Linked DNA regions of Mus musculus: region 1 is linked to region 2. A link is a contact called in ENCODE Hi-C or POLR2A ChIA-PET data. All regions are on one chromosome and are shown on one strand. The core of a region is the stretch at or near the end of the contact, and the rest is flanking DNA. Distances in the headings are between cores, read along the strand shown.

The links. A loop is a pair of places that touch in the nucleus more often than their neighbours do. ChIA-PET counts read pairs that join two places held with the same protein, here RNA polymerase II (POLR2A).
Region 1: a map of adrenal gland shows a loop between it and region 2 (2.4-fold over the local background). The contact joins the promoter of Zfp61 here to the promoter of Zfp180 in region 2. A Hi-C loop is called at or near these places in 2 of 37 maps with a recorded cell type or tissue (T-helper 17 cell and adrenal gland). POLR2A ChIA-PET finds 5 or more read pairs at or near these places in 2 of 5 experiments (Patski and embryonic stem cell).

Annotation. Positions count from the first base shown.
Region 1 is chr7:24,297,138-24,301,481 of GRCm38, reverse strand. It overlaps Zfp61 (zinc finger protein 61), which reads left to right and starts at 1,933. Exons shown (of 7, transcript NM_009561.2): 1 at 1,933-2,289; 2 at 3,107-3,208; 3 at 3,744-3,909.
Region 2 is chr7:24,078,809-24,083,354 of GRCm38, reverse strand. Zfp180 (zinc finger protein 180) reads right to left here and starts at 1,458. Exons shown (of 5, transcript NM_001045486.2): 1 at 1,117-1,458.

The sequences.
Region 1 (4,344 bases), core at 684-3,183, 220 kb before region 2:
GGCTCATAACCACCTGTAATGGGATCCGGTGCCCTCTTCTGGTGTGTCTGAAGACAGCTACAGCGACAGTGTACTCACATACATAAAATAAGTAAATCTTTAAAAAAATTCCAAAAGAATTAGAAAGCAAGAAAAAGGAATTGCATATTTAAAATAATCAATCTATTTTTATGCCAAAAGTGGTTTCTGAGTCAGCTATGGGCCACAGTAACTATCTCCAACTTGAGTCTAAAGTCAGTGAAATAAACACGGAGCTCAGTTGATTGAAAAGAAAATGATGAGAAACAAGCTAATGAAATAAAGGCAAGCTCTCACTGTATAGGCAACAGCTTCCATCATTTCTTGTAAAGAAGCAGGGACTGAGAAACTTCAGGAGACCAAGGAGAACAAAGCCAGTTTTGGCGGAGAAGGGGCCGGGGGCGGGGCCGGGGCGGAGCTAGTAGAAGCGAAGGGGCGGGGTAGAGGAGAAGGCAGTAGGGACAGAAGGAACTCTGAGACAGCTGAGCCAGGAGAAGCTGAGCTGAGTAGACAGGCAGAGCCGATGTTATAGCTTGGAGCGGTTAGAATGGGGAAAGCCGGAGAAGGACTGTTTACGCTGTTGGAAAACTGAGGGAGGAGTGGCCGGGAGAAATGTTTGAAGGGGCCTGGGCTGGAAACTGGAAGGAGGGAGTTAAGAGAATGGGTTATGCTGTGAAACAGCCAGCCATTTACATCTAGAATTACTACTACGTTGATCAATGGTAATATATTTAACTTTTCTAAGAGCAACTTTAAAAAATACACAGCTGTCCGCTTTGTATTCTTGCCATCAACATGCGATAGTTCAGTTCTCACATGTTATCATTTTCCCCCCACAAGGTAATTTGCCTATATCCATTTCTTTAAAAAAAATTCTAAAGATAAACATGTCCATGTTTGCTACTCTTATTTCTATTGAAATTGCTGAACCATGTTTGAATCTTCACTCCTTTTAAAAAGTTGGCTCTTGTGCTGGGGTTTATGAGTTTTCAAGGGCTGGCAAGGTGGCTCAGCAGGTAAACACTCCTGTTGCCCAGCCTGACAACCTGAGTTGGGTCCCCTGCACCCACATAGTGACTGCAAGGAGATTTACTCCTGTACGCTGTCCTATGACTTCCTCATTTGCGCTGTAACTGTGAGACCCCGAGCGTTCCCCCAAGCCCGTTTTCCCCGATCTCTGGGGATACAGCCAGAAAGAAGCTCTTTGTTCTCTATAGCCAGCAAAAAGCTTTTTTTTTTTTTTTTTTTTTTTTTTTCTGTGCCTTACAACCAGAGATGCGATAATTGTAGGAAGACCTAGCCAGGCCCTTGCTTGGCTCCCTGTGCCAAGGACACGGAGATAGACACAGGAGAGGAGCTATAGCTCACTCCCCCACCTCGCCAGAGAAGAACTGTTGCCAACTCTCCTCCCAACTCCTCCCAATTCCTCACTTTTCCTTTAAAAGACCCCCCCCCTACTGTTACCTCTGGGGGCCGAACTCCCCTGCCCTGCGCGGTCCTCAGCTAGCTGACAATAAAGCCTCTTGTGGTTTTGCATCAGGTGTGGTTTTATTGGGGTGCCAGCTCATCCCGGGACTTGAGCGGAGGTCTCCCCAGTTTCGGGGGTCTCACATAACATGCACGCACGCTCCCCACGCATGCATGAACACACCAATAAATGATTTATTTTATTTATTTATTTATTTTAGTATTTTGGAAAGTTTATTTATTCACTCACTTATTTATTTATTTATTTATTTATTTATGGATGTTTTCTCTGCATGTTTTGTCTGTGTACCTTGTACATGCAGTGCTCGAGGACGCCACGAGAGAGCGACGGGTCCTCCGGAGCTGGAGCAACTACGGTTTTGAGCTCCGCAGTTAGTAGCGCTCTCCGCACCACGTCATCTCTCCAGCGCCAAAGCCTATACGTCCTAAGGCAGACATCCTCCAATGTAAAGACGTTGCTGTCCAAGACTTTCTTAGGGAGTATGGGAAATGAAAAACAACAGGGAAATCCAATACGGGAGGATGGTGCTCCTCCCCTAGCTTCGGGACCGGCCACCCGCGCCTCTGCATCCTCACTTCCGTTACCACTGAGGGAGCCGAGCGTCACGCACGGTTTCTCCACGCGGAATTCTGGGAACTCGTCGGCTTCAGGCTAGCCTGTAGCCATCTGTCCCCCTGGATTTGAGTTATTTTAGCCAGGAACCTCCAGAATGACCCGCTAGATGCTTCTGAGATCGACAGCAATTGCGTCTCGGGTGAAAAGGAAGGAGCGAGGTTTGAAAGGTAAGGAGCAGCGGCGAGCTCCGGAGGGAGCGTCCTGGTGCCTGCAGGCCCTCGGCGCGAGCGGCTTCTGCAGTGCCCCCGCCCCGCCCCGTCCCCGCAGCCCCCTCTCCCTGCCTGCAGCCCTCTCTCTCCCATTCCGCAGCTCCCCTCCCCTCCTGCCCGCAGCCCTCTCCTGCCTTCAATCTCCTTCTCTGGTCCTGCAGCCCTTTCTTGCAACCCACTCTCCCTGCCCTCAGACCCCCTCTTCCGGCCCGCAGCAGCCCTCCCGCCTGCAGCAGCCCTCCCCTTCTGCAGTTTCCCTCTCCCCTCGTTACCCCCCTCCCTCCCTGCAGCCCTCTTTTCCTCTCTGAAGCCCCCTCTCCCTTCCTGTAGTCCCCCTCACTCCTGCAGCCACCTCCCTCCTGCAGCCCCCCTCTCCGCCTGCGGCCACCGCTCCCCTTCTGCAGCTCCCTCCCTGCTCCCGCGGCGCCCACCTTCTCCACCCCCTAGTCGGCTCTGCTTCTGCCCCTGCCGCACTAGCAGATCTCTCTGTGCATATCTTGGGTGTTCTGCAAAAGACAGACATTAGACCTTCCTAGTAGCATACTTGGAGAGAAAAAAAAAAAAAAAAGGATGGTGAAACACTCAAAACTGCCTGGCATGCAGGTCTCATGGAGAGACCATAGTAATACTTCATCCAGTTCTTGGCCGTCACAGTTGTGACCCATCTATGACCTTTAGAGGAAGGAGCTGGCTGCTTGCAGCAGGTACTGGGGCAGGAACTGTGAGATGTAATGTAGGGAATTTTATAATTTTACAATTTTTGGTTTCCCTGCAGCCCTGACTTCCCAAAAAGCAGTGCTGGAAGCCATAAGTGACTAAGATTGGCTGACGCTGGAGGATGTGTGGGTCGTACACCTGGGATTAACTTTTATTAGAGGTGAGTCTATACAGAGTGTTGTGCCCAGATGGCAGAAACCCCGAAGAGACCACCAGGCACCACAACTCGGAAGCAAGCACACGAACATCCTTGTCCTACTTTGAACTTGGGCCACAGACCTTCCCGATGGGACAGGAAGGAGAGTGACCCCCAGCACTAGGTGAAGGGATGGATAAAGGAAAAAAAAAAAACCCACAAGCGGGGGTTTCTAAGCCTTGGCACTGCATGAGAGGGTAAAAGAGTTTTCTTTCCAAGAACCCAAGGGTGGGGGCCATATCCCAGGCTAGCCTCTGACAATAGGCTGTTCAAACCCACATTTTACTGGTCCAAGCTCCCAGAGGAAGCCAGCCAGTATCATGAATATAGGTTAGCACTGGCTTGCAGGGATCTTGAGAGCGGGCTTTGTACATTTATTGAGACCTGTGTGTGTGTACGTGTGTGTGTACATGTGTGTGTGTGTACATGTATGGACGCCGGATGTCAACCTCGGGTTCCCAGGAACCATCCACTGTTTTTCTGTTTAATATTTATGTAGGGGTGGAAAACGTGAGTTGCGGTGTGGGTGTGGCGATTAGAAGACCACGCTGGGGAGATGCTGCCCATCTACCATCCTGTGTATCCTGAGGACCAAACTCGGGCTTGGTGGTAAAAGCTTTTATCCACCAAATCCTCCCTCGTGGACTTCGAGATTGCCTAATTAGGTGAGGCCAGCTGACCAAGAAGCAGGAGAGATGCCATTATCTGCCTTCGCAGAACTGGCTTTATAGATCTGTGTGTGCCACTGGCATGCAGCCCCCTCCTCCCCAACCCCTGACTTTTCAAGTAAAATGTGCCCTTGGGATGAAACGCAGGTCTTTGTGCTTTGCCCAGCAAGCTCTTTACCAACTAAGCCATCTCCCCAGTCCCTGGTATTAGGTTTTTAAAAAAAGTTGTTTTCACCAATTCTTTTTTTTTTTTTAACTTTTTTTCCCCCAAAGATTTATTTATTATTATATGCAAGTACACTGTAGTTGTCTTCAGACTCACCAGAAGAGGGTGTCAGATCTCATTATGGGTGGTTGTGAGCCACCATGTGGTTGCTGGGATTTGAACTGAGGACCTTCGGAAGAGCAGTCAGTGCTCTTACCCATTGAGCC
Region 2 (4,546 bases), core at 209-2,708:
ATGCTCCCTCCTAGAAGGAGAAGGGAGGCTCCTAAGACTCAGGAAGCAAACAAAACTTAAAAGATCTCAGAAGCTGAAACTTTAAAGATACACACACACACCCTTCCTTAAGATTATACATGCAACAGCGAAGGCTGAGGAGGAGGTACCCTGCCCAGATGAGCTGCTTTGGAGTCTTGTAGGCACCTCCAGAGACGCAGCTTCCCTGAGTCATCACTCCCGTGGGCTTTTCAGTGCCATAGCTGACTCATCCTGCTCCTGTAAGAAACCCTTCACTCATACTTCCGTAGGGAACAACAATAAACCCACTGGCTCACTGGGCTAAACAGCGGCCACTGCTCTGCTTGGCTGTCATGCCTGGTCTAGGAACAGAAGCCACATACATCTCCAACAAACAGGACACCCCCAGGCTTGCAAGAACAGTGTCTGCCCAGGTAGGAGAACCACGTCTTCAGAACGTAGGCTGGTGATTCCGACACCAACACTTGCTCACGAATACAGTGTGGGCTTAGATCTAGTACAGAAACAGTGGCATGGTTCCTCTCTTTGGGAAAAAGAGTCTGTGCATTGGAAGGCTCTCCACTAAATACGCAGGGGAGGAGGGGAGTTCCTGGTACTTTTGTACGTACACAGAGGAAACTGCTCAGGTCACACCCACCTCTGCACCTACCCTCAGGGTCTCTCCCTACCCTCAGAGCTGATTCTGCATATGCACCTAGGGCCACCAGAGTCAGTTATTAGGAGCTGTTGGTGACACACCCTGTCACCTTAGAGGCCCCGCCACAATGTCTCTCTGTGGCGATAATACCTCTTTTAAAACTTTTTTGTCTAAAACGCAAGGCACCTTAGTGTCCCCTCGGGCCTTTCAATTATCTGCCCTTTGCCTAGGCCCTGTTTTCCATCCTTTTGGACATCCTCGGTCCCACAGTCCCACCACACAAAACCAACCATCCGCGCATGCGCACAACTGTGCACTCTTTACAGCCTCCCGAGACCCTGAGTCCTATTCTGAGGCACAGGAACCCCAAGTCACTGACACCAACGCGTCCAGATTCCCGCCTAGACCCTGCGCATGCGCACATCGACCACTGTAAGCGTCCCACATCTAACACCAACCTGGACGTCCGTGAGCCCGTGGTGAGGACCGGGGCGGGTCTGAGCCACTCACGACTCAGCGTCAGAACGAAACTGTGCTCACCGCTTCCTGCCCCGATCCTGAAGCACACCCGGCATGACTCGAGTGGCGGGGGTCTGGCTTCCACTTCGAGTCAGCATCCGCCAGGTCGCTCCGTGTAGACTGAGCCCAGCCACAAAGCTGAGCCATAGAAGACGCCTTCACACACATACACACACACACACTCACACGCACGCACGCACACACACAAACACATACAAACACACACACACACTCACACAAATGGCTGCACTGCCGGCTAAACCCGGAAGTAGGGGGTTATCAGCTCAATGGAACTACAATTCCCAGAACTCTCAGCGGCTTACGCAGCCGCTGTCAGAACTCAGCGCCAAGGGGCGAGGCCTCGAACTCGAGTGAGGCTGCGCAGTCCATCCCAGTCCTTTCAGGGTGGTGGCCAATGGGAAAGTCCTCTTGTAAGCCAAGATTGAAGCTGGCTTTGACACTGCCAAGTCTGGAAGACTAGCGATGTCCATGTTGTACAGTTCAAAAAGTTCTAATCATGCGGGCAGAATGGCTCAGCAGATAAAGGCGCTTTGCCGCCAATCATGATGATACGAGTTGGATTCCCAGAACCCCGTAAATAAATAAATCTAATCGCCCCACCTCCAATCCCCCACACACTATATAACTCTGTCTGGCCTGGAATTTACAGATGACCACCTGCCTCTGCTTCTCAAATGCTGGGATTAAAGGTATGAACTATCACACCCATCTTTTAAAAACTGATTTTTTATTTAATAGCTGTCAGTGTTAGGTCTCAAAGAAACCCAGGACAAATGGCTAAGGTGCCTGTTAACATATCCGGGTAAATGTTGGCTAGCTCTCCCAGCATCCCACTCCCTAACCGGAACCTCTCCTTTCCCCAGCTTTTCCTTTCAACATAAACTCATACATATTGGCTACGAGGTCTCCTGGTTCCCACACTTTTGATCTCTCCATCTTTGGCTCCTCTTTTTGCTCCCTATAATTAGCATATTAAAATGCCTTTTAGACATGTAAAAAATAATTAGCTTAGGACTCCTGCTCCACCCAAGGCTACACCTGATAACCAGAACTCAGAGACATCACTCCCTCATAATAACCAGATACAGTCTTAGAACCCCACTGGACAGTAATACACGCAGAGACCTAGAGCAATGCTTTGCTCTGCACATTTGGAGAGGCACCATCTTGATCTGCCCTATGGATAGAGATTCTCCGCCCAGGATCCTGAAGATCGAATCAGAGACTTCTGTTCTGGACCTCCAACACTTTTACATTCAGCTAAGATACATCACCCAGGTGAACAGCACTGGGGAGATAGTTGGAAACATAGAGTTTGAATTTTGTGTGATGACCCTCAGCATAATAAAACATATCTTTTGATATACTAACTATATGTGTTTACCTTCTTGGTCACGAAACTCCCTCTCCTCTTTCACTCTCTCCCCCCACACTCACTCTCCACTCATGGCTCCGTTCAGTCTAGACCCTTCCATGCCTCTGACTGTTCTCGGCCTCACAGTTTAAGCATACCTCTTTTTCTTTTTTCATTTATCTGATGCCCATAACCCGGGATTGACATAAGTGAGTTCCCTCTGAGGGACTCGGCAGCTCTGAACCAAGCTGTGGATCTGGCTCTCTAAGGTATGTATGTATCATTTATTTCTGCTGGCTCCTACCATTCACCAAACTTGACTCCAAATTCTAGAGTCTGCCTCTTCAATTGCTTTCTAGCCATGTGTCCCTCCTTGTCTACTCCACAAGTGTCTCTCTGGCTCCTGCAGCCTGGTAAGCCCTCCAGTGACCTCGTGGCATTTGCCATAAGGCATAAAGACATTTGCCCCCCCCCCCCACGTTGAAGTCACCCCCTTTCCAAGTCCATCTTCAGCTGCTCTCTCCTTTCCATCTCTACAGGACAAGTGCCACCTCAGAGTTGCCTTCTTTGTCTACTAGTACTACAAAAACCACACCAGTGTGCCAGAAAGCTCCTCTTGCCCTACTGGGTCTGTGACATGCATAAAGGGATGCCTCTCCTCTTTGATTCAGAATATTTCTCTCATTCCCTTTTAGGATGCCCTGGATTCTTATCATCACTGACATTTATGCCCCTGAGGCCTTTGTTCATATCTCCTTCCTAGGGCTTCCTCGCCTCACCAATCCCTGGGAGCTGTTATCATGCAGTTTCCTTAAGCCCTCTTGGGTCTGCTACCCTCTTCCTTGCCTCCCCTTTGGAGCTGCCTGCTCTATCTCTTACTTAAGCCCTCCTAACCCACTCCCCCTCAGTGGACCTCCTATACTTTGTGACCCTGTTACCTCCCAGCTCCCTCCTAAAAGTTCTGCAGCTTCTCTGTGCCCTCCTGGACTTCTCTCTATGTTTCTCAGCTCCTTTTTTGGAGCTTATAGGTGTTAAATGTTGCAGCTCTGAAGGGAAAGGCTTCCTTTACAGAAGTGTTACTACTCTGCTCCAGCTGCTGCAGAGGAAGGGTTTCTCCAGGGAAAGTGTTACAGTTCTGCTCTGGGAGGGGAAGGTTTCCCCAGTGAATGTGTTACATCTCTGCTCCACAGGAAAACGGTTTTCCCAGCTCCCCGGACGTTAGCATTTCCCATTTCCTCGAGGCTCCATCCAAGAGTTACCTAAACAGCCAGGTACCTTCTTTTTGTTCTTCCTGTTCCCTAATGATCAATCTCATGATAAGAAATTAGATAGAAAAAGATGGAAAGTTTATTCAGGGTCTGAGGATATAAAAACTTAAGTTATGAGTATCTCGGAATATATTTGGGATATTTGAGGGCCTAGAAAGACATTTTGAGGTTGGTAATTACTTATAAAGGTTGGAGGACATAAAATATTGGGTAGTGATAAAAAATAATTCAAGATACAAAAATTCTTTGAAGGAACCTTTTAAATTCCATTTGTCTCCACTCAGAAACTAGGCCATTAACCATTTGCTCCAGTAGCAAACCCTGAAGTCCAGGAATGAGACAATAAAATTCCCCACTAAAGGAACAGCTTAAAGGTAGTCACATGAATGGGACATAACTTATTTCAGGATAGGTCTGAGGTTTTTATCACTACTCTCAGATATCCCTCCTTTTTCATTGCATTACAATCATACTAGTATCTCTAGGAATGGCCTATGATCCTGCCCACTGTGACAGACAGATTCCAAGGTGGCCCCACAACACCTCACCTCCTGACGTTAGCACCATTATATAGTTCCCAGGCCTCATGAAAAGACCTGGATTTTGCATTTAATGAACATGGCAAAGACCCCAGATGCAGGTGATTGCAAAGATACTGCAATCTATCCCATATGATTTTTGCTTCTATTTGGCTTTGAATGAAACAAGAAAGCTGGCTGGTGGTAG